3 separate regions of the Homo sapiens genome follow, and regions 1 and 2 are each linked to region 3. Evidence: chromatin contacts called from ENCODE Hi-C or POLR2A ChIA-PET data. All regions are on one chromosome and are shown on one strand. The core of a region is the stretch at or near the end of the contact, and the rest is flanking DNA. Distances in the headings are between cores, read along the strand shown.

What was found. Hi-C counts contacts between places; a loop is a spot of excess contacts on that map. ChIA-PET counts read pairs that join two places held with the same protein, here RNA polymerase II (POLR2A). Pooled maps may share reads with other maps.
Region 1: a loop to region 3 is called in a map with no recorded cell type, with 3 times the contacts of the local background. The contact joins the promoter of NTSR1-AS1 here to the promoter of TCFL5 in region 3. A Hi-C loop is called at or near these places in 2 of 37 single-sample maps with no recorded cell type and 9 of 50 pooled maps. POLR2A ChIA-PET finds 5 or more read pairs at or near these places in 2 of 52 experiments (CD4-positive, alpha-beta T cell and activated CD8-positive, alpha-beta memory T cell).
Region 2: a loop to region 3 is called in a pooled map, with 7 times the contacts of the local background. The contact joins the promoter of LINC00659 here to the promoter of TCFL5 in region 3. A Hi-C loop is called at or near these places in 5 of 50 pooled maps. POLR2A ChIA-PET finds 5 or more read pairs at or near these places in 2 of 52 experiments (Caco-2 and Panc1).

The regions. Positions count from the first base shown.
Region 1 is chr20:62,733,213-62,736,839 of GRCh38, reverse strand. It overlaps NTSR1-AS1 (NTSR1 antisense RNA 1), which reads left to right and starts at 1,481. Exons shown (of 2, transcript NR_199009.1): 1 at 1,481-1,614. The region is part of intron 1 of NTSR1 (neurotensin receptor 1); the gene reads right to left. RefSeq lists an enhancer at 1,212-2,057.
Region 2 is chr20:62,775,180-62,778,860 of GRCh38, reverse strand. It overlaps LINC00659 (long intergenic non-protein coding RNA 659), which reads left to right and starts at 2,005. Exons shown (of 3, transcript NR_046225.1): 1 at 2,005-2,055; 2 at 3,475-3,546. RefSeq lists a silencer at 2,537-2,698.
Region 3 is chr20:62,859,965-62,863,752 of GRCh38, reverse strand. TCFL5 (transcription factor like 5) reads left to right here and starts at 1,931. Exons shown (of 6, transcript NM_006602.4): 1 at 1,931-2,729; 2 at 3,445-3,628. The coding sequence starts at 2,083. It overlaps LOC105372717 (a long non-coding RNA gene), which reads right to left and starts at 2,318. Exons shown (of 4, transcript XR_936989.4): 1 at 2,212-2,318. RefSeq lists silencers at 1,523-1,622, 1,673-1,862, 2,363-2,512 and an enhancer at 1,484-2,138.

The DNA.
Region 1 (3,627 bases), core at 232-2,731, 130 kb after region 3:
CTGGTCCTGCCCTTGACACGGGGCATTATGGGGATTACAATTCCCATGAGATTTTGGGTGGGGACACAGCCAAACACATCACGAAGTAACTCCTACGCCAGGTGTGTGCATGTGGCCTGGGCCCTGGTCACAGATGGAAAATGAAGCAGTAAAACAGAGGAGGGTCTCAGCTTGCGGGTCCTATGCTGAGGGTCCAGGTTGTTCCCTGGGAGCCACAGGCCAGGGCCTCGGAGTCCTCGGAGTCCTCGCTGGGAAAGGGGCTCTGCTGGAGGTTTGGGCCCGCCCTGCATAGCTGGGAGCCCTCTCTTTGCCCCACCCACAGGTGGAAGCCACTTCCCTCCTCTCCCAAACCCCCTCTCCTGGTTCCCCAGTTGGAGTGATCCACAGAGGAGATTCTGCGTCTAAACTGGGACTCAGGGAAGCTTCTGGAACTGTGAGAGGGGTTTGGTTCCTGCCTTTCTGAAGACAAAGTGGCGCCTGTCTTTCAGGGCATTGCGCCTGAGGGTACAGAGAGTGGGGCTCTGCCTCTGGGGTCCCAGGGTCTCCCCAGCTGCCAAGGGCAGCAGCCCCAGACCCAGACAGGGAAAGGAGCCTGGCTTCCCTTCCCGCCCTGCTCCATGGGGCAAGTGCAGAGAATCCCCAGCCACGATGCCCCTGCCCGAGGCACCCCAGGCTCCAGGCAGATCTCAGGCCTCCTAACCCAGGCCCTGCCCCGAAGGGACAAGTTTCAGAACAAACTGTCCACTGGGCTAATACCCCGGCTTTTGTGATCACCACATACTGATTTCTATCGAGGGATGAAAATTGACAAATTTAAACGGGAATTACTGGGCTCGGAAATTTGTTCTTTGTAATGAAGGGAACAGTTGAATACAGAATCTGAATTTGGGATTCAGACCAGACCCCCTCAGAGAAAGTGCTGAACCCGTGAGGAATTGGAGGGTAAGGGGAACTGTTCTTGGCAACTCCTGTCCCATTTCCTTTTGGGATGGGGGCTGCTCCCGCCCCCTGCACAGCCCCACAGGTCACAGCGGGGAAGACCCTGTCCCTGGTCCCCGGTCGCAGTGTGTGCCCTTTCCTACTTCCCTGCACGCCAGCCTCAGGAGGTGAGCTCACCTCGCCGTGTCGGGGGGACTCCCGTGTTACCCACCCCCCAAGCCAGGGAGCGGCCTCCAGGGGAGCATGGGGGAGGCTGAGGCCACCTTGCGGGGAGGCTGTTCCTGGGGCTGGGACGCCTCTCTCTGAATCATCCCCGCCCACAGAAGGAATTCATCTCACTCCTAATAATGTGTTTGTCACAAAGACATAATCGGCTCATCTGTGAGACTCCAGCGTGCACAGCGGTGCTGGCTCTTTGTTGTATAGTGGCAGTCTCACTGCAAGGCCGTTGGGCTTTGAGGAAAGGGAAGGAGGCACCCACTCTCTCCCCGGGGGGCCCCTGCCTTCCCTCGCAGTCCCACCTCTTCCGCCTGCCTCCATCACAGCAATTCAAATAACTATGAATGGGGCTACCTGGGAGCCCCACATCCCTGGCTGTGGGAACAGGCTGACCTTCCAGCACAGTGTCCTCCTGGTGCCAGGCACTGCCCCTCTGCCAAGGACCCTGCAGGCCTGGTAGGTCCCCAAGGGCACCCGTGGCCTCCCACCCCCTAACCATGGTTTTGGCACTGAGCTGGCGGCCAGGCGGGGCAGAGGAGGGAGCTGAGCGTCTTTCTTTAGTGTGCACGTCACCGCACACGATGGCACCCCACTGGTTGCTGCCCATCATGCAGGGCTGCCTCCACATGGGGCCTCAGCACCGGCTGGTGCCTGGCACCCCGCACGCGGCACCCCACCCCAAGGGGAGGCTGTACAGGCTCTGGACACACCCCAAAGCCACCCGAGGGCTGCTTCTCATCAGCAGGGAGGGGCTCGGGCAGCACAGTCCCGTGGAAATAGGATGCAGGCCACGTGAGGCTTAAATGTACCAGTAGCTATGTTACAAAAGTGGAAGGAAACAGCTATGATAATTTTAATACGATATCTTATTTAACTTAATGTATTCAAAATATCATATCAACTTGCAACGGTATTAGTGAGCTATTGTATACCGCCTTTCCGCATTAACTCTAAAACCCGGTGCGGATTTCAGGCTGAAGCTCATCTTCACTCAGACCAGCCATGTCTCAATGCCCAGTGGCCACGTGTGGCCCAGGGCTGCCACATTAGACAGGGCTGCCTGCAGCTTTTATGGGAAGCCACCTGGGCCAGGCACACCAGCGCCTGCTCCTCGCTCCCCAGGGGTGGTCTTGGCCCCAGCTCTGCTCAGCAGAGAACCCAGAGCCTCCAGGTCAGCCCCGGACACAGGGCGTGGGCATTGCACAAGGTCAAGAATGAGTTACTCATTTTCAACCACCTAAAAAGATGGCCCCAAAATGAAGCCTGGGTAAGACAAGGGGCCACGTCCTTCCAGGAGCAGAGCTCGGCTTCCTCTGCATCGGCCACAAAGCCCCTACTGCACCGAAGCCCAAGAGCTGAGCCAAGATTTTTTTTTTTTTTTGCGGGGAAGGGGGTCACACTCCAGAGAAGGCTCCAGAAAAGCTCTCATCCCAGACCTCGCTGCCTCCGCCCGCCCCTCACGCCCCATCTCTTGCCCGTCCCCCACCAGGGCTGAAGAGTGAACTCAGTAGTAACCCACGTGGCTGAGCCAGAGAAGGAGGCTGCGCAGGGGACAAGGCGGTCGCTTCCAGGATGAGAAGCGCAGACTCGAGGTCGGGCAAACCTGCCGCCGGCCCCAGCCGTGTGCATCTGAGCAAGTGGCTTCCCCCAGCCTCAGGCTCCTCATCTGTGAAACGAAACCCCCTCCAAGCTGGGCTGGCTCAGCACCCAAAACCATCATTTAAAATGCGACCCTGCCTGGGGGCTGTTCGAATCCTCTATTGAGATAAAGTAGCAATCATACATTCATCAGTCACTACTCCCTGCTGGAGGCCTCTTCCCCAGCACAGAGCCTTCCCTCTCTCAGCTGAGACCCCAGGCAAGGGTAGGGAGAAGAGGGTGCTGTCTCCCTCCCCCTCCTCCCCTCTCTCTCCTCTGTTCCTCCCTTTCTCTCTGTGTCTCTCTCTCCTTCTCTCCCTCTCTTTGTGTTTCTCCCTCTGTTTCTCTCTCTGCCTTTCCCTCTCTCCTCTCTTTCCTTTTCTCTCTCCCTCTCTCTTCTCTATCTCCCTCTTTTTCTCCATGTGTGTATCTCTCCTCCCCATCCCCAGAAGCCAGCCCACATGGCTCACCCTGCATTGCTAGGTGAGACAGGCCTGAGCCCTAAGCCAGGAGTCAGCCACAGCCGAGCTTTCCAGAACTTTCTAGAACCTTCCCTTTCCAAAGTGGAAATCTGGACTAGAAGGCACGATTCCCACTGGGGAGCTGCCAGTGGCTCCCTGCCCAAGGGAAACACAACTGTCCCGAGAGATGCTCATTTGCTCCCGGAAAGGAGCGCAGCAAGCTTCAACCAAGTGCTTCAGGAGGGAACCAAGAGCTTCATTCTTCCCTAATTGGTGCTAATTTTCAGCCTTCCCAGAGCTGTGCCTGGGAGGTGCAGAGGTGCCTCCAGGGTGGCCCTGCGGGGACCGGGATGCACATTTCTCTGTTAGG
Region 2 (3,681 bases), core at 756-3,255, 85 kb after region 3:
AGACAGGGAGGAGTCATTGCCTGGGGCCACCGGAAGCCAGCAAGGCCGGGCCCCAGAGCCACTGCCCAAATGCAGGCTTCCAGGCCTTCTCCCAGACACTGCGGTGTGGGCGTCCGAGACCCAGAGAGGCAGCCTCATGCGCTGGGGCGGGGAGCCAGACGGAGGGTACCCAAGGCCTCCCGCACCAGCCTCATTGATGTGCTGTTCCCCACTGGGCTTGGTACACACAGTAGGTGCTCATTAAATGTGTGTTGAGTGAAACAGACAAATGCAAAGTGGCAGAGTGGGGGCTGCGAGGACAGGTACAGGAGCCCAGGGGCTGTAATCAGGGCCAGGCTGTGTGGTGCAAGGGCCCCGGAGAAGGAGTCATCAGCCTTGGGTCACCTCCTGCAGGCCAGGGTTCACGATGTGAGACAAGAGGCAGGATCACACCAGCCAACAGAGGACCACCCCATCAGACAGGCTGGGGACCACACCATCGAATAGGCCAGGGAACCACACCATCAGATAGATAGGCTGGGGACCACACCAACCACACCATCAGATAGGCTGAGGACCATGCCATCAGACAGGCTGGGGACCATGCCATCAGACAAGCCGGGGACCATGCCATCAGACAAGCCGGGGACGACGCCATCAGACAGGCTGGGGACCAAACCATCAGATAGATAGGTCGGGGACCACACCTTCAGATAGGCTGGGGACCACACCATCAAATAGACCAGGGACCAAGCCATCAGACAGGCCGGGGACCACGCCATCAGACAGGCTGGGGACCACACCTTCAGACAGGCTGGGGACCACACCATCAAATAGACCAGGGACCAAGCCATCAGACAGGCCGGGGACCACACCATCAGACAGGCTGGGGACCACACCATCAGACAGACCGGGGACCATGCCATCAGACAGGCCGGGGACCACGCCATCAGACAGGCCGGGGACCACGCCATCAGACAGACTGGGGACCACGCCATCAGACAGGCCGGGGACCATGCCATCAGACAGGCTGGGGACCACGCCATCAGGCAGGCTGGGGACCACGCCATCAGACATGCTGGGGACCACGCCATTAGATAGACTGGCCAGGGACCATGCCATCAGATAGGCTGGGGCAAAGCCATCAGACAGGTGGAGGTCCATGCCATGGGGCATGAGGTGGTGTCTGTCACCTGGTCCGGGAGCACAGTGTTGCCCATCCGTGCCACCTCCCTGAGGCCCTGGCAAGCATCATTCTCTAATGCAGACAGATGGCTGGGGCGCCAGCAGGAGCCAGACTGCCGCGGAGCAGGAACTGGGCAACTAAGGGTGATTTGGGCCGTAGAGAAGTGATTGATGTGGACAAATGGAGTCTGCAATGCAGGCCCCACGCCACCCTGGCTCCCTGTGCGAACCCAGGGCTCTGCTGCCCTGGCGGGGCTGACTCCATGGACGAGGTGGCTCATGTAGGGCTGGCTGGAAGTAATCATGTCACCCCCTGCAATCATGCCCCCAGGAGATTAGAATAGGACCCTGATCCCTCGTTTCTGTCCTATCCCCTCCTTTCCGTCCCATCTCCTCCTTTCTGCCTCATCTCCTCCTTCCTGCCTCATCTCCTCCTTCCTGCCTCATCTCCTTCCTGCCTCATCTCCTCCTTCCTGCCTCATCTCCTCCTTCCTGTCCCATTTCCTCCTTCCAGTCCCATCTCCTCCTTCCAGTCCTATCTCCTTCCTGCTCCCATCTCTTCCTTCCTGTCCCATTTCCTCCTTCCCGTTCCACCTCCCTGTTCCCATCTCCTCCTCCTGTCCCGCCCCCTCCTTCCTGTCCCGCCCCTCCTTCCTGTCCCACCCTCTCCTTCCTGTCCTGCCCCTCCTTCCTGTCCCGCCCCCTCCTTCCTGTCCCGCCCCTCCTTCCTGTCCCACCCCCTCCTTTCTGTACCTGTTGACCTCATCTGGGCTGCAGTTGGTGACTGCTCGAAGGGGTGGGAGGAACAGTATAAAGTCCTGTCCCCTTCCTGCCTTCAAGGGCACCCCTGAAGGACCATATCCACTGTGGACCCCCTTGGGATCAGCCGAGGTCTGTAGAGGTGACATTGCAGCCCAGCACCTCCCTCCTCCGCCCTGCCCTCCTCTGTCCTCCTTCCACAGGTGTGGCCAAGGGCACTGCCCAGTTGGCCTGTGACCCCCAGCTGAGGCTGCTTCCTGGGCAGCTGACTTCAAGTTTGTGACCTGAGCTCTCCAGGCCCCCGAGCGGCTGGTGCCTTGGCCCTGCAGTTCTGCGGCCAAGACTCCTCCTCTGGGATCTCGTCTTACCCTGCTGCGGGTGCCAGGGCTGCATGAAGCAAGGGCGAAAGTCCCCTTCGCCCGGGCGCTGCCCTCTGCCTGCTGTCCCCTGTGCTCCTGTTCCCCGTGGCTGCCCAGGGACAGGTGTGTGGGATGGAGGACGCGGGAGAGGCTGAGTCCTCCCCAGTGGACCCCCAGATGCAGACCCTGAGGCAAGGGAGAGTGAGAAAGTGAAGGAAAGAACACAGCTGGAAATGCAACCAAGAAGGAACCCCAGCCCGGACCACTGTGAGCAAGGAGAGCCGAGCCCCGGGGAGCCCTGAGACAGTGTGGGAGTGGAGGCCTGGGGCGCCTCCAGGCAAGGCAGCGGGATGTCTATGCCCCAAGCCCTGCCAGTCGTGGATGGAGACGCACACTTTAGTGCGGGCTCCAGAGACAGAGGGAGCCCCAGGCCGAGAGCTGTGGGTGCTGGGCAGGTGGGCATTGGCCAGCATTGCCCCCACTCATGGCGGGTCCACCTTAATTCGACGGGTGTGACACTCTCCTCACACATGTGCACATTCAAGAGGCAACTGTCTGTTTCTATAACTGGGTGCATTTCGGTCTGGAGCCGTCGAGCCGGGTGGTGGCCATGAATCCCAGGCAACTTGGGGGGCCCAATCCAGGGTTGCCTTTTGGGGGCCTTGGGGCGGCTAGTGCAGTTCCACATGCTGTTAAGGACCTTGAGATGGGAGATTATTCTGGATGGTCAGGGTGGGCACAGTTTAATCACAGCCCCTCTAAGAGGGACTGGGAGGGTCAGGGTCAGAGGAGGAGAGGGGACGACGGAAGGGAGAGAGAGGCTGGGAGATGCCGTGCAGCCAAGGAGGGCAGGAACCTCTAGAAACCACAAAAGGCGAGGACACAATCTCTCCCCTGAGGCAGAGACCCAGGGCTGCCCCGCACAGTCGCGCAGATCGTGTACTGCCCTGCTCCTGGGGCTCATTCACACAGGTTGCCATGGCTGTGGGGTCCCTGGGGCTGGGCTATCTGCCAACCTGGGGGACGCTGCACCCTGTTTTCTGTCCTGTCTACTCCAGCTTTTCACACTCTCTGTTGCCCTTGTCCTTGGGCATCTCAGTGACTCGAAGGAATTGGGTCTTGAGACACAGCCGAGCCTGTGAGCGCTGACCTGTGTAAAGAAGACACCAGAATGAGATGTCTCCACACACAGAGAGCTGCAGCCGATGCCGGCCGGTGACTTGGGACTTGGATGCTTAACAGGAGGCTCCCCCTCTCTTGGGAGGTGAGGATGGGGTTGGGAGCATGTGTCTCAGGGGCTGGCTTCACTCGCTCCTTAGCCCCAGCAGGTGCATCTCCCCCCTGCGAGGGCCTGGTTGCTGTAGTTCTTCTAGAAGGCCGCACTGAAGGGACCCTCTGA
Region 3 (3,788 bases), core at 682-3,181:
GCCATTGCACTCCAGCCTGGGAGACAGAGCAAGACTCCATCTCAAAAAATAAAAAAATAAATAAATAAAGCAATTTGCTTTCCATCTTGGTGTAGTTTCCTTCATGTTTCTTGAGTTTGAGGTATGTTAAACTTCTTGGGTCTGTAGGTTTGTAGTTTTAAAAAAACTTTTCAATCATTATTTTTTTTTGTTGTTTTGTTTTTGTTTTTTGAGACAGCGTCTTGCTCTGTCTCCCAGGCTGGAGTGCAGTGGTGCAATCTCTACTCACTGAAACCTCCACCTCCCGGGTTCCAGCGATTCTTCTGCCTCAGCTTCCTGAGTAGCTGGGATTACAGGCACATGCCACCACACCTGGCTAATTTTTTATATTTTTAGTAGACACGAGATTTCATCATGTTGGCCAAGCTGATCTCGAACTCCTGACCTCAAGGGATCTGCCCGCCTCGGCCTCCCAAAGTGCTGGGATTACAGGCGTGAGCCACCTCACCTGGCAATCATTACTTCTTAAAATGTCTTTCTCCCCATCCTTCCACCCCCAGGGGACTTCAAATCACACTGCTTGAAGCGGCCCCACAGCTCACTGATGCTCTGCTCACTCTCTTAGCCTTCCCTCTCTGTTTTACGTTAGACGACTTCTGTTGCCATGTCCTTGAGAGTTTTAAGTCCTTGCTTTCCTCCTTGGTAGTGTTTTCTGAAACCTGATGTTTTGCCCAAAACTGATATATTATTTTCATGTATACATGTGTGAGTTTAGATTTGCATGGCTGAGCTTTCATAGCCCATCGTTGAATCATTGTAATATATTGGTCTGTGTCTAAACTGTGATGAAATGAGCGAAAGATTCAGACCCGGCTTAGAAGACGATGTGCAAGTCACAGGCCTTTAAGTGTCCTAATGCCTAGACAGAGAACAGACAACCACTGAGTGAGATGGGAATGTGGGTGAGAGGTTAAGTACAGGAATTATTTCAAGATTGCAAAAATAAGTCTCTTAAAGACCACATATTGCATAGTTCCCTTAACAGGGAAGGCCCAGCCTAGGCAAACTCCTGGACACAGAAGATTAGTGGCTGCAGGCGGGGGAGGGGCAGTGTGCTGACTGCTACAGGAGACCGGTGGTGAATGCAGCGGTGGAGGCGGGCCCAGCGCTGGGAATGTACCACCACCGTCGCGCTGTGCATTTTTTTTTTTTTTTTGAGATGAAGTCTGGCTCTGTTGCCCAGGCTGGAGTGCAGTGGCAAGATCTCGACTCACTGCAACCTCCGCCTCCCGGGTTCAAGCGATTCTCCTGCCTCAGCCTCCCGAGTAGCTGGGATTACAGGCACGCACTACCACGTCCAGCTAATTTTTGTATTTTTAGTAGAGACGGGGTTTCACCATGTTGGCCAGGCTGGTCTCGATCTCCTGACCTCCTGATCCACCTGCCTCGGCCTCCCAAAGTACTGGGATTACAGGCATGAGCCACAGAACCCGGCCATGCGCTGCGCATTTTACGCGGATGAAGCGGATGGCCTGGGCACTGTGGACTGTGGGTCCAGGGAGCTGTTTTGACAACGTCTTCATTCCTGCCGCTGTAATGGGGCGCACGTGCACGCACGGACGTGGCTTCTCCCCAGGGTGTCACCGCGTAGGTATCACGCTGATTCCAGCGCAGCCGCCCTCGCCGGGCCTCAGCGGGGAGTGGCCGGGCAGCAGGGGCGTGGCTGGGAACCGGGCGTGGCCTGAGCTGGGGGCGTGGCCTAGCTGTGGGGGCGTGGCTGGGCCGTGGGGGCGGGCCCTCCGCGCAAGCATCCGCCGACGTGGGGCGGGGCCGGGCGTGCGGGCGGTTGGGCGGGGGCGGGGCCGGCGGCGGCGGGTAACGGAGGGGGCGGGGCTGGCGCAGGGGTGGGGTTGCCGTTGCGGGGCGGGGCGGCGCAGGCGCTGTGCGCGGCACTCAGCGGTTTTCCCTCCCCCAACGGCGCGCCGGCTGTGGCCGGCGCAGAGTAGTGCTCGGGCCGGGGGTCGCCTCCCGCCTCCCGCCTCCCGCCTCCCGCCGCCCGCCGCCCGCGTCGCCCTCGCCGCCGTTGGGCCGCGCCGCGCCGCCATGTCGGGCCCCGGACCGCGGGAGCCGCCGCCGGAGGCAGGCGCGGCAGGCGGCGAGGCGGCCGTCGAGGGCGCGGGCGGCGGGGACGCGGCGCTGGGCGAGCCGGGGCTGAGCTTCACGACCACCGACCTGAGCCTGGTGGAGATGACGGAGGTGGAGTACACGCAGCTGCAGCACATCCTCTGCTCGCACATGGAGGCGGCGGCTGACGGCGAGCTCGAGACGCGCCTCAACTCGGCGCTGCTGGCGGCGGCGGGCCCGGGCGCAGGCGCGGGCGGCTTCGCGGCGGGCGGTCAGGGGGGCGCGGCGCCCGTGTACCCCGTGCTGTGCCCGTCCGCGCTGGCGGCCGACGCGCCCTGCCTGGGCCACATCGACTTCCAGGAGCTGCGCATGATGCTGCTAAGCGAGGCGGGCGCGGCGGAGAAGACGTCGGGCGGCGGGGACGGAGCGAGGGCCCGGGCCGACGGCGCCGCCAAGGAGGGCGCGGGCGCGGCTGCGGCTGCGGCTGGACCCGACGGCGCGCCCGAGGCCCGGGCCAAGCCGGCCGTGCGCGTCCGCCTGGAGGACCGCTTCAACAGCATCCCCGCCGAGCCGCCGCCCGCGCCGCGCGGCCCCGAGCCCCCCGAGCCGGGCGGGGCGCTCAACAAGTGCGTGCCCGGCGGCCGGGGGCTGGCGGGGCCCGGGTGGAGGCCGAGGCCGGGGCCGGGGCCGGGGCGGAGGCAAAGGGGGCCCTCGCTGTGCACGCCCCCAGCCTGCCCTCCCGGCGGCACAGGGCGCGGACCTCACCGGGTCTGGGGCCGCCCCGAAAGGCTGTGTGCGCTGTGCGGGCCCCGGGGAGCAGGTACTTCCAGAAACTAAACACCCCCTCCCTCAGTGGCCCCGCCTGGAGTGGGGCCGAGCGCGCAGAATTCCTGGGAACCATGTGCTCCGGGTGGCACTCTTGGATGTCAGGGAAGCCTAGGAAGGCCCGACGGGGGTTTGCAGGCTTTGAGCTCTAAAATGAGGCTCCAGCCTGCAGCCGCCCCCTTGGCGACCCTCAGGGATGGCTGTGGAAGGGGCTGCGTCCGCAGTTTTCTGCTCATCCCAGCCTGTAGTTGCCCATCGTGGTCACACTGGAGGATGGCAAAAGTGAGATTGGTGTCAGGATGTGATGAGAGCAGGGAGGTGGCGCAGTTTTGCTTTTCCTCCATAGGAAGAGGAGGACTTCCACAGCAGCGATAGTTGCTAATTGTTGTGTAGAGATTTCCAGGATGAGAGTTGGGTTGCTGTCTGGAAAAACTAGCCAGAGCCATGGGAGTGGGATGGTGGATGCTTGTCTGCCACGTATTGCTGACACTTCTGGGCTTTCTTTTGTCTTGGCAGTTTGGTAACTCTCATTCGACATCCATCTGAACTAATGAATGTTCCTCTTCAGCAACAAAACAAATGTACAGCATTAGTGAAAAATAAAACTGCGGCTACAACTACTGCTTTGCAATTTACATACCCACTGTTTACTACAAATGCTTGCTCTACTAGTGGAAATTCTAATCTTTCACAGACACAGGTAGGGAACATGATTTGTGAAGCTTTGCTCTTTTGTATTAAATGGGTAAATTTTAACTTATTTTGGTTAGGTCCCAAGTACTTTTTTTTCCCTTCAGTGAGCTTAATAACCTTTTAAGCCGGGCGCCAAGGCCGACACCTGTAATCCCAGCACTTTGGGA